Linked DNA regions of Mus musculus: region 2 is linked to region 1. The links are chromatin loops, found by intact Hi-C in ENCODE. Cell type or tissue: heart. All regions are shown on one strand. Links, peaks and the distances in the headings refer to the core of each region. The heading gives the core; the rest is flanking DNA.

Evidence for each region. A loop is a pair of places that touch in the nucleus more often than their neighbours do. Peaks named below come from ENCODE experiments on the same cell type or tissue, not always from the same donor. Only the 100,000 strongest peaks of a DNase experiment are listed, where the experiment ranks them.
Region 2: it touches region 1 in a loop (8-fold over the local background); 6 of 42 quality-filtered maps call a loop at or near these places.

What each region holds. Positions count from the first base shown.
Region 1 is chr16:18,049,967-18,055,338 of GRCm38, reverse strand. It overlaps a transcript of Dgcr6 not described here. Among named protein-coding and RNA genes, the nearest start is that of Dgcr6, 14 kb to the left of the region's middle. In heart, for the core only: a CTCF peak has its summit at 2,527 (motif pointing left); a DNase peak (open chromatin) is centred at 2,448; H3K4me3 peaks cover 281 bases; H3K27ac peaks cover 196 bases; H3K27me3 peaks cover 612 bases.
Region 2 is chr16:18,170,544-18,175,915 of GRCm38, reverse strand. It overlaps Gm34679 (a long non-coding RNA gene), which reads right to left. Exons shown (of 4, transcript XR_875940.2): 3 at 2,974-3,164; 4 at 1,568-2,079. Among named protein-coding and RNA genes, the nearest start is that of Gm34679, 3.7 kb to the right of the region's middle. In heart, for the core only: a CTCF peak has its summit at 3,207 (motif pointing right); no DNase peak of the experiment used is centred there; H3K27me3 peaks cover 2,643 bases.

The sequences.
Region 1 (5,372 bases), core at 75-5,074:
CTACCAATGAAACTTACCCGCTACCTGAATGGTTATCCTAGGATCCTCCATGACGGTGCTGAGAGTATCACTAGGTTCAGAAGTCAGGGCCTACCTCGGTGAGACAAAAGGGGGGCAGTCAGTTCTCCAGTGTGCAGCTTGTCCACAGTTTGAGCAGAGTCCGAGCAGTGGGTGAGGTGTGGGGCAGTTCTCTGCCCAGTGGTTAGTATTATCACTATCCGGGTGGGTTGTCTGGGCCCTGTTCTATTCTTTGGAGAATACCTTAGGACTAACTCTAGAAGCTAGCAGTTCTGTCTATCTCGGGAAGCTTTTGCATTATTCAACAGGTCTCTGAGGATGTTGAGGGCCATCATGTAAGATTAGGTATATCTGGTTTTAAACAAAACTTGTTTGTTTTTAGTTAGTTGCTTCAGGCTTAACCTTGGTAGCATAAACAGAAAGCTAAAGAAGGCTTGTCCCTGTAAATGAACTACGTTTGTACTCAGCATGGCTACAAACAAAGTCCTGAGCACATTGAAGAATGTGATTGTGTGTAAGGTGGCTGACTACTAACTTGCTTGTCTTATTGTCCTTAACCGTTTACAAAGCTGTGGTGGTTTAAGTAGGAATGGTTCCCGTAGACGCTCGTGTTTGAATGCTTGGCCCATAGGGAGAGGCACTGTTAGGTGTGGCCTTGTTGGAGGAAGTGTGTGCCACTGCATGGGCAGGCTTTGACATCAGATGCTCTAGCTAGGTCTACTTTGATTCAGAACAAGATGTAGAGCTCTCAGCTCCTTCTTCAGAACCAAATGTGGTCCTCCACACCTCCTGCCACGATGATAATGGACAAAAACCTCTGAAACTCCAGCTCCAATCAAATGCGTTCCTTCCCTTATAGGAGTTGCTGTGGTTACCGTGTCTCTTAACAGCGATAAAACCCTAACCGAGACCGGCAAGTTGGCAGCTTCTTGTTTACAAGATTAGGATTCCACAGTTTTATCCCTGTTAAGTTTTAGCCTTAAAAAATTTAAGTTGAAGATTTAAATCAAGATCCTCTAGCACCAAAATAAACTCTTAAACCACAAGTACAGCCCACAGAGAGACTGAGAGCCTTGCTTTCCTGATTCTTGTAGGGCACGTGGACCATGCCACCAGAAGAATTGGCATGGAACGGTGAGGTAGACTATGTCCAAGCCCTGGGAATCTAAAAATTCAGATTAGAATCTCATTCTGGGACTGGTCGGAGTAGGGCTAACGCCCTCCCTATTTCTGTGCCTGCCTCAGAGCACATAACCTAGAGACCTCCAACCAGGTGGTCACAAGTAGCCAGTCACATAGAATTCTGGAATTCCCCTGGCAAATGAGGCATCTCAGAGGTCTTAGCCTTCAGCCACTGCTGACGATTTCCCTCCCTGAATATCCTCACACCCTTCCCCAAACTATATAACCCTTGGTTCACCCAGAATAAAGAAATATGGACAAGATAAAATGAGCTAAGACCATCTCAGAAACCTGCATCATTAAAGACGTTGGAGAAGGCCTTAGCCTGAATGACCTATAGCACTAAGGTTCTTGGAGGCCTTCTCTCCCCTCCCCATGCCCCTCTTCCCCTAGCAGTTGCTCCAAACCAGACCTGGATCCTGTTTGTCCTGGGATCCTGCATGTCCTGGGATCCACGTCTACCTTCTGGCCTGCCAGGCAGTGGAGGAAGAGGACTGCAGACCCCACCTGTTTCAGACTTTGCCCGGTCCTGTCCGCCCTGGGGGTGGCATGCAGACACCCCAGAAGAGGGCACGAAGAGGGCACGAGGAGCCATAGATCCTTTTACAGTGCACCATATAGAATATCCCACTTTCTTCTAAACTAAATTTAAGTATCTAAAGCTTAACAAAGTTAGCAAAGGCAAAGAGGCTATACATATATTTTCAAGTTAGTTTTTACCAGCCTGAATAGACCTTAGGACTCCTTAAACCGTATTTATCAAACATACCTTATCCTTATCTAAAATTTTAGAGGCCTGGCATTGAACTCCATCAGCAAAGACATAAGTAGTTAGACACACATTTTTAAAGTCATTTTCTGTTAGCCTGAGTAGACCTTTATAACCTTGGGAATTTATAAACCTTAAGTGTACCTTAATCAAACACATGCTGATCCAGACTTGTAATCTAAATATGCTTCACCCAGTGCATATACCCAGAAGTACTCACCCCCTCCCCTTGTTTCCTTGTTACCTACCAGTCACTCCTCTCCGCCTGTCCTCCTTCCTGTAGGTAGCTTCAGACATTCTACCTGGCTCCTGTGTGGTCCGGGAGCCTTGAGGGGCATGTCAAATCTAGCTGTCTAGCTGTGCCTTCTGTTGCCTGGGTCGTGCCTGGCAGGCCATGCTTCCGGGAGACGCCAGCGGCCTGAGACAGATAGCCTCTCCCACAGGCTCAGAAAGGCAATGATCTGTGCGAGGGGAACCAGGCCAGGCTTTCTCGTGTCTGCAGATTGGTTCAGATCCCTCAGGGAAGAGGCTTGCTGGCTGGTTGCGCGCCCCCTGGCGGACATTTCTAGCTACTTCCCCATCCCAGATTTCTATCTGGATTCTTTTACTGGAGCACAGGGACACACAGGAACTTTGTTTGGTTCCTGCTTCCAGATGGTGACATTCTGCAGGTGACTGAAGCCTTTTAGTTCCTCTGTCATGTGCCCGAAGAAATGGCCAGGTGTTTTAGAAAGCACACCTGGCACCATCCCCCAGAAAGAGCAAAACCTGAGTGTCGAGTGTTCTAGCCTCCGTACAGGGTCAGTACAGGGTGGCACTTCTGAGGCTCCATGTACCTGCTCCTTGTTATGGATATGCTCGCATCAGCATCTTTCCGCGGGGCAGTCTTCCTCTTCTGCAGTGGCCCCCATCTGAGCATGCTCAGGGGTCTCTGGATGACTGGGCATCTCAGGACAGCACTGAGATTTGCATGTGGCTTTAGAAAACTCCAAGGACTGAAAACTGCCCCTCATCATCTTTAGTCTGACATTTTTTGTATACGTTTTTGAGTTTTTATGACTGCTGTTAAGTAGAAATAGGGAGTGAGGTGAACACTATCGGTTATTATAAATCACAGTGGACATACACTATAGACCTATTCTTCATCCTGGTAAGTCTCAGCTTCTGTTCTCATGATTTATGTAGCACTGTTCCCTATTATTATCGGGTCCACCTTCTGGGACACTACCAAAGCAGTCACCAGAAAGCCCTTAAGGAGGATTGGTCAGCAGGTACCCACTTCCTGTTTAAGAAGCCCCGCCTCCTCCAAGTCCGTGTGGTCCATTGCCCTACTGTGAGACATGGGAAATTTTTCCAGAGATACTATTCCAAAGATAGCAACCTAGACTGTACCCCCTGACATGATGTCAGTGATTTGTGGAGGGAACCTAAGGCCTCGTGGCCCAGGTTGTACACTACAGGCTCGAGGCTGTTTTCTGAACATCTAAATCTTGCCTGTGTCCCCCAAGAGCTGCCCTCATAAACACGGCAGGATCAGATGCAATCTGTATTTTGGCCATAGAACCAGGAGGGAACTAGAAGTATCCTCAGGGAACCCAGGGAACCCCACCATGCTATGTCTACTCCCCGGAGACACAAGGATACCCTGTGCTTTGAGGAGTGGAGTTCCTTGCAGAAGGAAGAAGTGGAGAACCTGACAGACACCCTCTTCAGGCAGAGCTGTGCTTGCCAACCATGTGGGTGCATACTTGAGCTGGCGGGACCCTTTGCTAGCCTCCCATTGTCTCTGGACAGACCCCACCCCTGCCACTACCAGTGGTGTTTCACAAAGGGCGTAGGCTGAGGCAGGAAAGGAGATGTGCTACCATGGATCGCTGTTGTGACAGCTGCAGGCTGAGGTATTGTGGTGCCACCATTTTGACAGCTCCTTTTGGGGCATCTTACCAAGGCTGTAGGCTGGGGCAGGTAGGAGAGGCCGGCTACAGCTTCGGTAACTTTTGTGGCACCTGGCTTAGGGACTACAATGATCCTAACCCTTCCATACAACCACTTACCCTCAGCTGGATTTGCCTGTTGTGTGCATTGGTGTTCTGAGTGGTTGTTTTCTGGATGAAAGTGCTGAGGTGGTAGTCTAGGTTCATCTCACCACATGGCAGCCTCCCCTCTCCCGCAGAAAGCAGGGTAGGCAGGACTGGGGACCTGGAGTTCTGATTCTCAGCAGCCCTTCCAGCTGTGGCTCAGTGTCAAGAGACTGGCGAGGCAGTGTCCTGCTTTGGCAGTCTCCAGGGTAGACACACTGTTCTTCCTCACAGGAAGATATTAATGCAAGCCTGAAAGTGGTGGCAGTTGTGTTAGATAGCAAACCCTGTGGCTCCCTCCGTCTCTCTCTCCCTCCTGTCCAACTTCTCCCTCTTTAGGTTTCTCTGTCATGTTTCTCTCCTTTGAGCTATCTCTCTTACTGAAGGCCCAGCCATGTCATCCCTCCTGGTTGCTCCCCCGGCTCCAGGCCTCATCACCCCCATGGTTGTCAAGGTTCCCTCTCCTAAGAAAGCTTGGGAAGAGCCAGGCAGTGGTGCCGAATGCCTTTAATCCCAGCACTTGGGGCAGAGGCAGATGAATTTCTGAGTTCGAAGCCATCCTGTTCTACAGAGTGAGTTCCAGGACAGCCAGGGCTACACAGAGAAACCCTGTCTTGAAAAGCAAAAAACAAACAAACAAACAAACAAAACAAAACAAAAACCAAAAACCAAAAACCTCTACTCGCTGCCACCTCTCCTAACCTAACATTCCTGTCACTTCCATGAGGAAACTCCTTGGCTCGTATTAACAAGCTCCCAGCAGTCCAGAGATAAGAATGTTACTGAGTGGCACCAGAGGTAAGAATGTTACTGAGTGGCACCAGAGGTAAGAATGTTACTGAGTGGCACCAGAGGTAAGAATGTTACTGAGTGACACCAGAGGTAAGAATGTTACTGAGTGACACCAGAGGTAAGAATGTTACTGAGTGACTCCAGAGGTAAGAATGTTACTGAGTGGCGCCAGAGGTAAGAATGTTACTGAGTGGCACCAGAGGTAAGAATGTTACTGAGTGGCACCAGAGGTAAGAATGTTACTGAGTGGAGTCTGAAACCGAAACCCAGCAGAGACTTTCCTGCTTTACTTGAGCCTATCAACGTAGCATTTCCACTGATGGACTTGGACAATGCCTTTACTAGTTAGCGGTTTTTATTGCTATGACAAAACACAGTGACCGAATTATAAAAGAAAGCATCTCATTGGAGTTCCTGGGAGGAGGCCGTTCTCATTCAAATCCCCACACTGGCTCTCTTTTACACTGCAACAACTTCACAAAACCAGTGGCATATTTAGGGTGATCTGTACTCCTCGGACATGGTCACTCATA
Region 2 (5,372 bases), core at 168-5,167, 120 kb before region 1:
AAGTAACTTCCTTCCCTTCCTCTTCCTGACCTTTGTAGGAATCCTCTTCTCCTAAGCTGCCTGTGAGGCCAATGAGGCAGAGGGTAAGAATGGACAGTCTTCCCCTGCCTGGCCTCACTGGACGTTCTGATGATGCCTGAAGTCTGTGAGGGTCTGCAGGTCCCTCCACTGGATAACCAGGAAACCTGCCTGATGAACTCCTTTGTCTGGCTCTGGTGTTGGGGTCCCAGGGACCAATCATAGTTCTAAGTACTCAGTTTTGCCAGCTGGAGCCAGAGGTTGGGAGAAAGATCTCCAGAGAAACGTTTTCAGAGAGCCCAAGCCGTATCCTCCATCTATATCAGCCCCTGTCCATCTGGATGCCTGGCCTGGATTGCTCCATGAAGCCCCTCTTAATGAGGTCACCGCTATATACTTTCCAGTCCTGTGGAAATCTCAGGGATGAGTTTCCTGTCGGAGGGGACATTACTGCTGGCTTATTTCTTTCCTTCCACAGTAGAACCCACCTTGAAACCTTTCTAGCTTGTGTCTTGTCATCCTCCTGAACCAAAAATGTGCTCAGGACCAGCCAGACCCCAAGCTCTGGTTCCCGTTGCTGTGTGGCTGTCCTCCATGACTCCCACTCCATGTCCACCTCCATGTCCCACTCCACTGGGGCCCCAGCAAGGGAGGGCTGCTGAGGGCCCAGCTCCTTGGAGCCCAGTCGCTGCAGCATTGGGTAACTAGGCAGCAGAGCAGAACACTGGTCAGCTATCTTCCTCCTGTTCTTGGATCAGCTCAAGGGTCCTTTAGATAGTAAAGCAGGTTTGTATCATAGGGTGCAGGGAAGGGTCCAGAGCAGTGGCCTGACCTTGTAGGAGGAGGCGTTTGGCAGCAGCAACAGGCAAGGGCATGGCCTCTGAATGTCAGCGAGGGATCTGTGCAAATGAGAAAACAGAATGTGCAAGTACGCGTGAGTGCGAGAATTGTGAGTATGCGTATGTGTGACTGTTAGTGCTGGTACATATGTGGGTGTGTGAGAAGGTGGGGTAGTCATGTGAAAGCATATGAGTGGTCTTATGAGTGAATGTGAGTAACCAGGAGAGCATGTGAGTGGGCAGTCCGTGTATCGTGAGTGTACCAGGGTGAAATTACAGGTGTATCTGTGAGAGTGTGTTAGGAGATACATACTTTGATGGACACACAAGTGTATATGATCACGCAACTGCATGAGCATATGTTGAGTGCTTGTGCACATGTGGGGACATGTATCTGAGTGTTATGTGTGTGTGCAGATATTTGAATGTGCACATTTGTGAAGGTGTGTGGGCTTAGCAGCGAAGAAGCTCTACCGTTGGCTCTGTGCAGTTGGCCTGGGAATGCTTGCTGAACCCGGGGCAGTTTTTTATTTTTTTAAATTATGATATAATTACATCATTTCCCCCTCCCTTTCCTCGCTTCTGCTTCCCCATATATTCCACCTTCTTTCTCAAATTCATGGCCTCTTTATATATACCTCTATCCAGGGCAGTCAGGCAAGGTCCTCAGACTGGAATCTTGGACATTCTGGAAAGGTCATTCCTAGCTCAGGGACTAGACTGGAGCTCTGGGGGTAGAGGACAAGATACTTTATGGTAGCCTGCAACTTTACTGAGTCAGTAACCGGAGTGAAAATTACATGTTGCTTATGAAATGCACCCCACAGAATTTGCAACCATAATCTTCTGCAGGCCCTGACCTCTCTGCTGGTCGGTGTCCACTGTAGCCACAGCACGTGGGCTCTGTGCTGTGTCCTTGTAAGCCTGGAGGTGAGAACAGCTCACAGGATGCTGGTGTTTCACATGCACGGCACGTGTTCCTCACACCCGTGGGTGTGCAGGGCTGTTTGCAGTTCCATGAAGATTTCAGATCCAATGTGCCGAGCTGCGGCTGAGCAGTGCCTAGGAGGAGGGCCCCAGCCAGGAAAACAGGGCAAGTTTGATCTCCAGCGGGGATGGGCAGTCCCGAGCTAGTTTGATTGTTGGGAGAAGTGGATGACACATCGGGATCCTGTGTGCATGAGGCTTGGATATTTGGTACTGAGGCATCTCCCATGGCAGCCTGAAAGAATGTAAGGGTGGGGGCGATAGAGGGTGGGGAGGATTGTAACTTCTAGAGAAACATCTTACCCTTCCTGACAGCAAAAGTCTGGGCCCACCTAGCCATGCCCCTGATGCCTTTCCATTGAGGAGAACTGTTGTCTCTCTTCGACTTAGACAGCCCCCGGCACTGCACCCCAATCCACCCCCCTTACAGCTATTCCAGCATCTCTGGGTGGGAGTGGGAAGCCGGATGTAGCCAGCTCTGTTGCTGTTTTGGGAAAAGAGGGGATCAAGGCAGGGAGGGCTTGGCCCATGTTCTAGTGGGGTTGTCTGGCTGAGGGACTGCACCTCGCCCCTGCACCCCTCCCCGCCTTGTGCGCAAGGCCCTCCTTTCCTGGCAGGCCCAGCACCCCAGCCACCTCCCGCCCTGCTGTGGGTGTGATTTCACAGTGGCGTTCTCCTCGCCAGCTTGTGTCTCACATAGGGGATGTTTCCATTTTTACAGCAAAAAGAAGATGATTCCAGGCGCCTTAGCCACAGCCAGAGCACAGCGCCCTCCCCCAGCCCCCAGAGCTGTGCAATGTCAGGTGCTTTGGGGGTGTGTGCAGGCTCCTCATTGCCAGCCTTGGCACTAATTGCTGTCACTCAGAGAGCCACCTCTAGTCTGGGATGGGCAAGGGCAGGGTCTCCAGGGGAATCAGAACTTCTGTCAGAGTCTCCTAATAGCCCATCCCAGATCCAAGCAGCACCTTTGTGCCCAGCTGGGTCTGTAACAACTACAGGACAGGGCTTTTGTCTGAGGGACTTAAACTATGTGCACTGGGGCATCCAGGCTAGGCCTTAGCCCAGATAGGTCTGAAGCCCAGCATTCCTCCTTGTATAGTCTAACAGTGGAAAGGAGTGTGTATCTTACAGTGCAGCTCAGGCCCATGAGCTTGACGTCCAATACGTTCACAAACCAGCACTCGTGCAGCTCTGCCCCCAAATCTCAGGAGAACAAACAGGAAGGACAGCAGGAACACGCACAGCAATCCATAGAGAACACAACAGGAACGCTTGGGCAGCAAGACTGAATGAGACTCAGTTTGACTTCGCATCAAACACCTTGAAGAAACAGGATGTTGTTTGGCTTATCACATCTCCACCAGGGGGCGCACTGCTGTTGGGGATGGCAACGCTACAGTGACAGCTTTATGGGAAGGGTGCCCCCAGCCCCAGGAAAATGGAGCAAATTCTAGATTAGATCATCTCTTGTCCATTTGCTCACAGGCTCTAAGAGGAAGAGAGGGTAAACTGAGGCACATAGTGTCGAAGGTAGGCATGGGCTATGGGCTCAGCTGTGGAAAATCATATGATTTGAGCCCTAACAGTTTCCCATGACCTATCCCTGGGGCCCAGACTCTGTGTGAATGGCAAAAGATCTTTTCTGGTTAGGACAGTATAGACGTGGCCACAGCATGACCTGTGGACTCTGACACATAATAAGGAACAGAGGAGGCTGGGAGCCTTGGATGGGCTGTGGTACCCTCTCATGGAACCAGGATGGCAGGAATTTGGCACATGTTACATCTTCTCAGAGCCCCTATAGACCTGATGCATGTTCCCTCTCTGTCTTGGTTTCTCCCTGCCCCTGTTCTCCCTGAGCCCAGCTGTGGTAGGGTGCCCAGGCTCCTCACGATGGCAGCCTCTGTTCCTGTGTAAGGCTTCTGCTTCCGATGGACCCCCTCCTCACTCACCTGACCCTTCTCCGCTAGAAGGATATTTTTTTCCCCAGAGAGCCCTAGCAGGATGAGGTGAACAAGAGACATGACAGGGATCAAGGAACTGACAGCTTTTCCTTTCCCACGTGGGCCTAGGTGACAGGAGCTCATCTCTTCATTCACAAGAGGAGTGTGAAGGGGCAGGGCAGAGATAGAGACAAGCATAACAGGACCTCCCACACAGAGCGGCTGAAGTCTCACATAAAAGGGGCAAGGGGAGACATGACCCTGCCAGGGCCATACCATGCACCACACTTAGATTTCTTCCCATAAAACCCCCTTTGGTGTCTCCCCGCTCATCTTCATGCGGAACAAGCATCATGCCTTAAACATTGCTGTGGGCAAGGGTCCTCCGGGCCCTCTGGTCCTCACTGGAGATTCAGTGTCAGCATTCCCACTGTGGTCACTAAGTACACCTTCCAGAGACAAGCTGAAATTCTTGAAGTCTTGGCCAGAGCCTCAGTTTCTCCTTGTTAAATGGAGCTCCACCTGGGGCAGGAGATGCATGTGTTCTCCAGGCCCAGGGTTACCTACTGCCTTAGTCCTTAGCAGGCACACACTTCTCTGGCTACACTTCCCTGCTGAGCTGGCAGCTCTAAAGCCAGGTCCAGTCCTAGGGGGTCTTGGCTCTCGCTGTTGCTCATGAAACAAAGGCTCATCCTTTGTGCCTAGACTTGGGGTACTCCCTGCCTTTGGTTTCCTGAAAACCTGCTCTGGGCACAGATTTGGTGGAGGGTCAGCCTTGGCCCTGCCCACTTGGCAGTCAGTTCTCACACAAGATGACGCAAGGTTTCAAGCACAATGTCCTTCTTCGGTCCATCCTTGGGGAAACCTCCACCTACAGGCAGAAGTGCATGTGCACAGACATGCTTCATACACACCCATATGCAATGCGCACACACCAAACACAAATGTGTCACGTACATCTATACACATGAATGTGTTACAGCTGCACACACAGTCACACACACGTATGACAGTGGCACTGAGGGCAGGCAGGGCTGGGGGAAGCCTTCGCTAGCTGAGGTCCAAGCTGCTTCAGCACCCATGGGTGCTCTCTGGAGGCATGAGATCTAGATCTGAGTCAGGGATCTGAATGACACTCAGTGCCACTACCTGGACTACAGGGGTCTCGGAGGAGGTGCACCTCCCACTGAAATCAGCTTGGAGTCCCGCCTGTGCGGTACCGGTACTGCTATGGGGGCTGGCCAGAAGTCCGTGTGTGTGATTGGGTAAGCCTTGCCTGTGTCGATAACATCCATGACAATTGATGACCACATTAGAGCCCAAATGCTTCTGAACACAGGCTCAGGCCTCAGACTTTGGGTCTGTCTAGGAGTTGGTCCTGCATGAGATTCTAAGCTAGGACCACTCTAGCTCCCTTGATTCCTTGCTGATATCTACCCAGACTCCGTATCTCCAAGAGCTATCCCAGGCTCTGCCTTCCCAGCTGGGCTCCTCCCACATGGGGGGCTGATTCCAAATGTCCCACCTGCTATAAATGCCCCTCCACCAAGGACTGAGTACCAAAAATCCTCTGAGAAGCCATGGG